3 separate regions of the Mus musculus genome follow, and all the other regions are linked to region 3. A link is a contact called in ENCODE Hi-C or POLR2A ChIA-PET data. All regions are on one chromosome and are shown on one strand. Each heading gives the region's core, a stretch centred on a gene start or an enhancer-like site at or near the end of the contact. The rest is flanking DNA. Distances are from core to core; before and after follow the strand shown. Region 1 holds the start of Ecm1 (extracellular matrix protein 1). Region 2 holds the start of Mcl1 (myeloid cell leukemia sequence 1). Region 3 has its middle 14 kb from the start of Adamtsl4.

Region 1 (2,700 bases), core at 105-2,604, 37 kb before region 3:
GTAGTGCTCTGTGGTGGAGCACTGGCCTCCAATGAGTTAGGTCCCAGCACCAAAACCAATAAAGGCATTAATTAATTGCCTTGTTTATTGTTGTGTGGGTGGAGGCAGCTCTAGGGGACAAGAAAGGTCTTAGGGAAGGAAGTTGCTCCTGACTCTTGGGCCTCTGGAAGCAAGAAGCAGAAACTCCTAGCCAGACCGCCTGACTGGGGCATCACGCATGCCCGTTGCCTTGGCAGCACTGAGAGCAAGCCCCGCCCTGCTGTTTCCCCTTCCTGTACCGTACCCCTCCCCCCAGGTCACACACATACAGTTTTTCTTTTTGTGTAGCTCTCCATGTTTGTCTCTGTCTAACTGACTCTGTATCTCCCAGCCCTGGGCTCCTGACCTGCAGGGAGAGGGGAGTAAAGCCCGGCCCACTTCCTTATCTCATCAGAGTGGACAGTCAGCAGCAGGGCAGGCGAGCTAAGCATGGGCTTCAGCCACGGCTAGGCTCTGCTCCTACCTTTCCTAAAGATTCAGGAGTTTGAAGTTTCTGCAAAGCAAAAGGAAACAACCCATAGGGTGACTTTTGCTTGGGTTTGCAAATCTTTCCTCTTCCTGCAGTGGTTGGCCAGAGAGAGCAGAGTCAAAGGACAGTGAACGTACGCACGCGAGATAACCGGCAGCTCGGGGAGCGAGACCTGGCCGAGTCCGTGCAGAGACTGCTGGAGTTACAGAACGCCAGGGTCCCCAATGCAGAAGAAGTGTTCTGAGTCATGTCCATTGGTGATGTACAGACTCATGAGAGCCGTCCGTCCCTTTCCACGGGACAGTAACCCAGCTGGCAGCCCCGCATGTCCCCGAGGCCTCAGAACTGCTCTCTGAAAATAGACATGGTGTGGGGGCTCCCCACAGAAAGGAATGCTGTACTGACTGGATAGAAGGAGAATAAAAATATACTTGAAGCCAAGGCTGTGCCTTCATCTGAGTCCGAATGCTTTACTCCCTCTTTCCCAGACCTGAGGCAAAGGGATACTGAGGCCTCTGACCAGCAAGGGCACTGCCTCAGGCAGCCATTCTCCTCCCACTCCCACTCAGGAGAGTGTCAGATCCATTCTTTATAAAGGACAGTATGCAGATGGGAAACTGAGGCACAAATTAAGGGTCCAGATGACAACTTGCTCCATGATCCTCTGCATCAGTTTGGAGGGGATCCAGGAGTGCTCCCTTCCATCACCTCCATTCTTCCCAGGCTAAGGAGGCTCCAGGAGTCTGGGAGGAGTGGCTGTAAGAGGAGGAGCAGCAGGGACTGAGTCATGGCAGGAAACAGGGGGGCGGGAGATAGCATATAAAGAGAGACAGACAGCAGGCCTTGAAGTTCACAACGGCAGTAGCAACAGCCAGGGGAGCAGGCTTGCAGCAAGTGGCCCAACCCCTTCAAGTCTAGATCTGCCTGTGACAACCAGCTTCTGGGTGACCAGTGACCAGTTCTTGCCCCAGGATGGGGACCGTATCCAGAGCAGCCTTGATCTTGGCCTGCTTGGCTCTTGCTTCTGCTGCCTCTGAGGGAGGTGAGTCGGGGTGGGGTCAGCAGTTGCTTAAGAGTCTGGCTCCAAAGAGCTCAGCAGTTGGGTGATTGGCTTCCTTTATATGAACATGTCACTGTGAAGTGGGGCTGAACCTTTAACCATGGAGGCTGGAACAGGAGCAGAATAGCTAGAGGTAGTTGCTAAGAAACACAAAAATTAGAGTCAAATAGACACAAGACAGGTGAGTTTACAGGGTGAGGATCCTCCTGTCAGAACACGTGAGGAGGGACGAGGAGGCAGGTGAGGAGGAAAAGAAGCCCTCGGGCTGCTAAAACTCAGCCTACCGAGCCAGGGAGCCTAGACTGGCTCACTCTGGTCAGAGGACGAGTTAGAGTTCACCCACATTCACCCCCTATTACACACACGCACTGCTTTGAAGTCTGAACAAAAGGAAATACCAACTCTGGACAGGACAGAGACTTAGATCCTTCTATAGATAGCCGTGTCTGAGACAGCTCCACCTCGCTGCTGTCCTGGTTCCTAGGTTTGTGCCTTCGGTTCAGCTCCAGATGTGAAGGTGCTTTGCCAGCCTGGTGACCTGTATTCCGTCCCAGTAACCCACATGGAAGGGGAGAAATGACTCCCACAAGTTGTCCTCTGACCTATACACATCACCACGGTGACACACTGGCCCCCTCCACACATACACAAATAATATTTTTCTTGTTTAAGAAACCTAAAATAAGCTGAGATTGAAGGGGAAGGCACTTAAACATTTGGCTAACCGTCCCACCCAAAGGCCAAAAGTATTTTTAAAGGCCTATAGGAAGAAGTTTGAAGAGAGGTGGATCCTGGAACATCAGCGCATTGGAGGGGACGGCAGCCACAAGCCCCATCCAAGGGAGATACTGACAGGAAATCAGACCTCCATTCCCAGCCACATTCTTTTAGACCCCAACTCAGAACCCAGCCACTCAGAGGGGAGGTGTGTGACAGGTGGCTCCCCCACAGCGGGCTTTCCACAGTCTCGGCCTCCACAGCCTCCCCATCCTCTGTCCAGGACCAGGAAAGGACGCCTCAAAACTGCCTGACTTTTGTCTTTCCTTCCTCTAGCCTTCAAGGCTTCAGACCAGCGAGAGATGACGCCAGAGCGCCTCTTCCAGCACCTCCATGAAGGTGAGAGCCTCAGAAC
Region 2 (2,700 bases), core at 117-2,616, 44 kb after region 3:
TCTAGGTGCCTTCTCCTTCACAAAATCCTGCACCCCATTTCCACTCCACGGTCCCTTTATATCACAAGACGAACTTACCCAGCCTCTTTGTTTGACAAGCCAGTCCCGTTTCGTCCTTACAAGAACATCTGTGATAGTTTCTGCTAATGGTTCGATGAAGCTTTCTTGGTTTACGCTCTTTAAGTGTTTGGCCACAAAGGCACCGAAAGAAATAAGAGTCACAATCCTGCCCCAGTTTGTTACGCCATCTTTGAAAACATGGACCATTACTCGAGAAAAAGATTTAACATCGCCTTCGTTTTTAATGTCCAGTTTCCGGAGCATGCCTGAGAAGAAAAGCAAGAAACCTCATGGCCTCCTTTGTCTGCAGCGGGGCACTACCCTTCTGCCCACCCACGACGAGGGGACCGTGCTCTCCCGGCTCTAGAGCAGTCAGGCAGACCCCACGCCGACAGTGACATCCCACCCTTTCCGGTCTTTGAACCCAACAGCCAGATGGGCGGAAACAATGACTCACAGCCAGAAAATTCTGGTTGCAGAGCCAGGCTCCGGCTCTTCCCTCTTCCCGCACGGCCCGGCCCGGCCCGGGCGCCGCTTACCCTGGAAGGCCGTCTCGTGGTTGCGCTGCACGCCGTCGCCCACGCGCCGCAGGGTCTCCAGCGCTCTCCGGCCCGCCGCGCCCGCCTCGCCCAGAGGCTTCGAGTCCTTGGAGCCGGTCGCCTGCTCCCGCAAGTAGCGCGAGATGATCTCCAGCGACTGGCGGTATAGGTCGTCCTCTTCCTCCTCGGGCGGCGGCGGCGTGGAGGGCAGAGAGCCGTCGGCCCCGGAGCTCTTGGCCGCCTCGCTCACGCGCTCCAGGAGGGGCAGCACGGCCGGGCGCTTGCCGATGGCCTCCGGCTCGCAGCCGTCCAGTTCCTCCTCCGGAGACACGATGGCGGCGGCGGCCGACGCGGCCATCTCCTCGGGCGGCACGGCGAGGAGGCCGGGCGACTTATGCAGCCGCCTTTCGGCCGACGCGGTGACGTCGGGGTCCTCGGCGCCCACGGGCGGCGGCCGGGCGACCACCCGCGCGCCGGGCAGCAGGGCGGCCTCCCCTCCCCCCTCGCGCCGCGCCTTGGCCTCCTCGGCCACCAGGCGCGCCCCTGCCGGAGAACCGCCGCCCGCGCCGAGGCTGGCGCCGCCGCAGTACAGGTTCAAGCCGATGACCGCGTTTCTCCGCAGGCCAAACATGGTCGGACGCCGCAGGCTGAGGGGAAGGAGCGGGGAAGGCCGCGACTCCAGACCGGAGGCAGGCGGAAGTCAGGAGTGAGGAAGGCCGTTCCCTGCCGCCGCCTTAGGGCCGTGCTGACGCAGGCGAGGACTTCCCGTAAAAGGGGAAAGGGGCGGGCGTTTCCGGAGGGCTGGCCCGGCCACTCCGCGCCTCTTCCGGCCGGAGCGCTCTCGCGGCTTCCGCGGCTACGGTTGGCGGAGCGCGGTACCTGGCCTTGGCTCGCGGACGGATTGTGCTTTTTTGTCCGGTACAACTCTCAGCCCGGCTGGCCAAGTGCTTGGCTTCCCGGGGAATGGTTCCTGCTCGGGAACGCCTGCTGATCTGTGTCGGTTTTTGAATTTCAAGCTGCCCTGGAACTCTGCATAGCCCAGGCTGGTCCTAACGTTAGGCAGTCCTGCCTTAGCCTTTCTCGTTGCACTACCTGCTGTGTTTTTATAACATACCAGTCTTAAACACTTTTTTGTTTGTGTGTATTTGTGGTTGTGTGCCTGCCTCCAGGTGGGTGCTGGGAGTTAAACCCTGGAAGAGCAAACCAGGGAGGGCATCTCCAGTCTCATACACAAAGGAATATTAACCATTGATTTGCTTAAAAGTTAGGGGGAGTCCTGCTCTGTCATTTTTCTACTGTGAGCCCTCACTCCCTGTGTTCCAAAATGACTTTCCGTTCCGGTTTTTTTTGTTTTTTGTTTTTTGTTTTTGTTTTTTTGTTTTTCGAGACAGGGTTTCTCTGTGTAGCCCTGGCTGCACTGGAACTCACTCTGTAGATCAGGCTGGCCTCAAACTCAGAAATCCTCCTGCCTCTGCCTCCCGAGTGCTGGAATTAAAGGCGTGCCCCACACTGCCTGGCCAAAATGACTTTTCATGGACAGCTATTAAGGGGTTATTTATGTGGAGCCTGTGAAAGATTCAACTGGTGAAAGGCTCCTGAAACCCAGCCCTAAAGACCTGAGTTCAATACACAGAACCCACCTAACAATGAAGGAGTGAGACCACTTTCCAGAGTTGACCTCTGGCTGCCAGAAGAGCCTAGCTCCCTACCCTATCCCCAAACAGTAAAAGTCTAAAATATGAGCCATTTATGGTGGCTAGGCCTATAGCTCAATTGGCAGAAGAGCTTGCCCAGGCCTGGGGAGGCAGAGGCAAGAGACTCAATTTAAAACTCATTTTTGGCTACATGATGAGCCTGCTGTCTAAAATGAACAAAGGATGGTTACGGGAGTAACTCAGTTGGTAGAGAATTTGCCTACCCTTGTAGAAGTCCTGGGTTGATCCCCAGCACCATATAAAACGGTGAAGATCTTTGGTGGACTGGTTAGACTTAATATCAACTTGACACAAGCTGGAATTCCATGGACTGGCGGTCCTGGGTTCTGTAAGAAAACAGGCTGAGCAAGCCATGGGAAACAAGCCAGTTAGCAGCTCCTGCCCAT
Region 3 (2,734 bases), core at 149-2,648:
CTAAGTTTCTCTACTCATCATAGGGATGTACCTAAGGTTTTCCTCAGATCTGAGAGCTTTGGTGACTGGGATAGAGCAGTTCACTTCTGAGCAGGGGAAACCACAGTCCCTTGCAGTTAGGGCTGCCTGTCACATCCCCACAGTGGCAACTGTAGCCCCAAGATTTAAGAGATGCAGGGGTGAGGAGCAGTAACTCAAGGTCACCTTAAGCACTGCGTAGCAAGTGTTTCTCAAGGCCTCTGCTTCATGGCTCGCTTCCAGGTTTCTGCCTTGACTTTGCTCTGATGGCCATCAATGGTGGACTGTAACCTGTATGATGTAAACCCTTTCTCTCCCTTGCTTTGGTCATAGTCTTCGTCATAGGAACAGAAAGTAAATTAGGACAAGGAGGCATTGGGGGGAATATAGTCAAATTCATTATATTTGTGTATGAAAATAACGTGAAGTCTATTGATACAGGTGATTAACCTATATCAGTAAACAAAAAGCTTGAATGTCCAAATGCAAAAAAAAAAAAAAAAATCCTAAAAATTATTACAACTCTGTTCAGCAACCTGCAGCCCGGGAAACCTGTCAGGTCTACAAAGACTTATTGGAACTGTGATATTTCTTTTCTTTCTTTCTTTCTTTCTTTTTTTGTTTTTGTTTTTTTTTGTTTGTTTGTTTTGTTTTGTTTTTCTGTTTTTCGAAAGAGGTTTTCTCTGTGTATCCCTGGCTGTCCTGGAACTCACTCTGTAGACCAGGTTGGCCTCGAACTCAGAAATCTGCCTGCCTCTGCCTCCCATGTACTGGGATTAAAGGCGTGCGCCACCACTGCCCAGCAACTGTGATATTTCTAAAGCAGCTTAAAAGGACAGGAGGCAGAAAAGACAGGGGCCTGACTTTCAACCGCTAAGACACACTATATTTATTAGTGCACTTAGCAAGAGGCAGCCTCTCTCCCACGGGAAATTGAGGGGTCTACAGAGGGTAGAGGGAGCTGGCTGAAATGGTTTATAGGGTTGGGATGAGGGACTTGGCAGTAAGGAAGTTGTTATTTTCCAAAACAAAGTATCCTTTCTAGGATGTCCATAAGAACAAAAGGTTATCCATAACATTGTAGGAATCTTGTTTTACTGTACCAGGGGTACTTCAGGAGACCACGTGCCATCTTCCAGGGCCCACAGCCTCCTGGTTTTCACAGTCTTGCCTTCTCGACAGTCCCCGAGTCTCCCCAAGCTCACAGTACCCAGCCTTAGATTACTCATTTGGTCTCACGTGACCCTCTGATTCCCTAGACCACAATGCTACCACCATGCAGGGGCAGTAGAAGCCCAGCTCCGGGTCTTCCCGGCAAAACGGAGCAGGGCGCGGAGATTCGGGGCGGGGCCTAGGGCGGGGTTCTGGACTCTGAGAAGGAAACCCTGAGCAGACCTTTGGACTCAGCTCTGCGGGAATCACATCAGCCGTTGACTCAGTCGACTCCCCCAGGCATAAAATCACAAAAGAGTTTTTGTTAGATGCTGATTGGGGAGGGAGGGGGAAAAGGGAGTCCAGGCTCCTTTTAGAAGGCCAGACCTCTGCAGTTTGAGCCAGGGGCCGCCTGGAGCCGCCCGGGACGGCCCAGAACGGCCCAGAACGGCCCGGAGCCAACCTGGGGGGAGCAACAGGACTTGGAGGGCTCAGAACTGCTAAGGCATCTCTCTCTATCCCTGCTGAGAGTCCATGCAGTTGGTCCTGTGTGGATTCACCAGGTAGTTGCTGAGTGCAACGTTAGCCAAACCTATCCGAACGTTTGTAAAATGTTAAACAAGGGCAAAATCTGGGGAACAGGTCCTGATAACGAAGATTAAACTGTAAATTACTTTAAAATACAAGGCAATTTACCTTCAATTCCAGTACTGCAGAGGCAGGAGGACCAGCCTGGTCTATACAATGAGTTCCAGGCCAGCCAGGGTACACAATAAAACCTTGAAGAAAAAAAAAGGGGTGGGGGGCAAAGTGGCAAATCAGATACCCTGATGGGATATGAGATGGGACAGAGAGAGATGGCTCAGCAATTCTGAGCACTTGCTTGCACGGGAAATCGCAGTGATTAGACCACTCCTGTGGGTGGAAAAGGAAAAGTTTATTCAAACTGCCAAGGCTATCTCTCAAGGGTCAAAAAGGTAGGGAAAGCCTTGCCAGTTATAAAGAGAGGAGCTAGCCAGAACAGCATGGAGGTTCAGAGTGGTAGAGGGGCTTTGATATGTGTTACAGTTTATGTTAATAGGGAACTAGTTGCCACATTTGCCCCATTTGGTAGGGAAAGATTAGGGAAATGGCTCTACCTGGCAGTCAGAAGCCATTTTGTAGGCTTCTGGAGAATGCTGAGTGTAAGCTTTTGTTTATCCACAGACAAACTTGTTCTATTTTGAGTCCAGCCTGAGCTGAGCCCAGATTGTCATTTGGGGACACTGTCAGGAGTGCTGCCGTTTTAGGGACTTGAGGGTGGGGGCCTAACATCGCTCTTCCAGAGGACCAGGGTTTGATTCCCTGCACCCACACAGCAGCTCAGAAGTCTGTAACTCCACTTTAGGAGATCTGACCCCCACTTCTGGCCTCTTGGGGTTCATGGAACACAGGCATAGAAGCAAGAAAAACACCCACACAGAGCAGGCTGGGAAAGGTAAAATTTAAAGAAAATGGGAAGCTGGATATGGTGGTTCATACTTATAATCCCAACACAGAAGGGCTGCATGAGGTGAAGGCCAGT

Evidence for each region. A loop is a pair of places that touch in the nucleus more often than their neighbours do. ChIA-PET counts read pairs that join two places held with the same protein, here RNA polymerase II (POLR2A).
Region 1: a loop to region 3 is called in a map of T-helper 1 cell, with 1.8 times the contacts of the local background. The contact joins the promoter of Ecm1 here to the enhancer-like site in region 3. A Hi-C loop is called at or near these places in 2 of 37 maps with a recorded cell type or tissue (T-helper 1 cell and v-Abl transformed pro-B cells). POLR2A ChIA-PET finds 5 or more read pairs at or near these places in 3 of 5 experiments (Patski and embryonic stem cell).
Region 2: POLR2A ChIA-PET joins it to region 3 with 11 read pairs in Patski. The contact joins the promoter of Mcl1 here to the enhancer-like site in region 3. A Hi-C loop is called at or near these places in 3 of 37 maps with a recorded cell type or tissue (all heart). POLR2A ChIA-PET finds 5 or more read pairs at or near these places in 4 of 5 experiments (Patski and embryonic stem cell).

Annotation. Positions count from the first base shown.
Region 1 is chr3:95,738,223-95,740,922 of GRCm38, reverse strand. It overlaps Ecm1 (extracellular matrix protein 1), which reads left to right and starts at 1,354. Exons shown (of 11, transcript NM_007899.3): 1 at 1,354-1,550; 2 at 2,622-2,684. The coding sequence starts at 1,481. Tars2 (threonyl-tRNA synthetase 2, mitochondrial (putative)) reads left to right here. Exons shown (of 18, transcript NM_027931.3): 18 at 604-949. The coding sequence ends at 752.
Region 2 is chr3:95,657,387-95,660,086 of GRCm38, reverse strand. Mcl1 (myeloid cell leukemia sequence 1) reads right to left here and starts at 1,366. Exons shown (of 3, transcript NM_008562.3): 1 at 600-1,366; 2 at 79-326. The coding sequence starts at 1,230.
Region 3 is chr3:95,700,960-95,703,693 of GRCm38, reverse strand. No RefSeq gene overlaps it. Among named protein-coding and RNA genes, the nearest start is that of Adamtsl4, 14 kb to the right of the region's middle. Within about 2 kb of position 1,398, at least 1 of the 3 ENCODE cell types and tissues checked has a DNase peak (open chromatin) inside an H3K27ac peak, as active enhancers do; it is heart, where a contact is called at or near this core.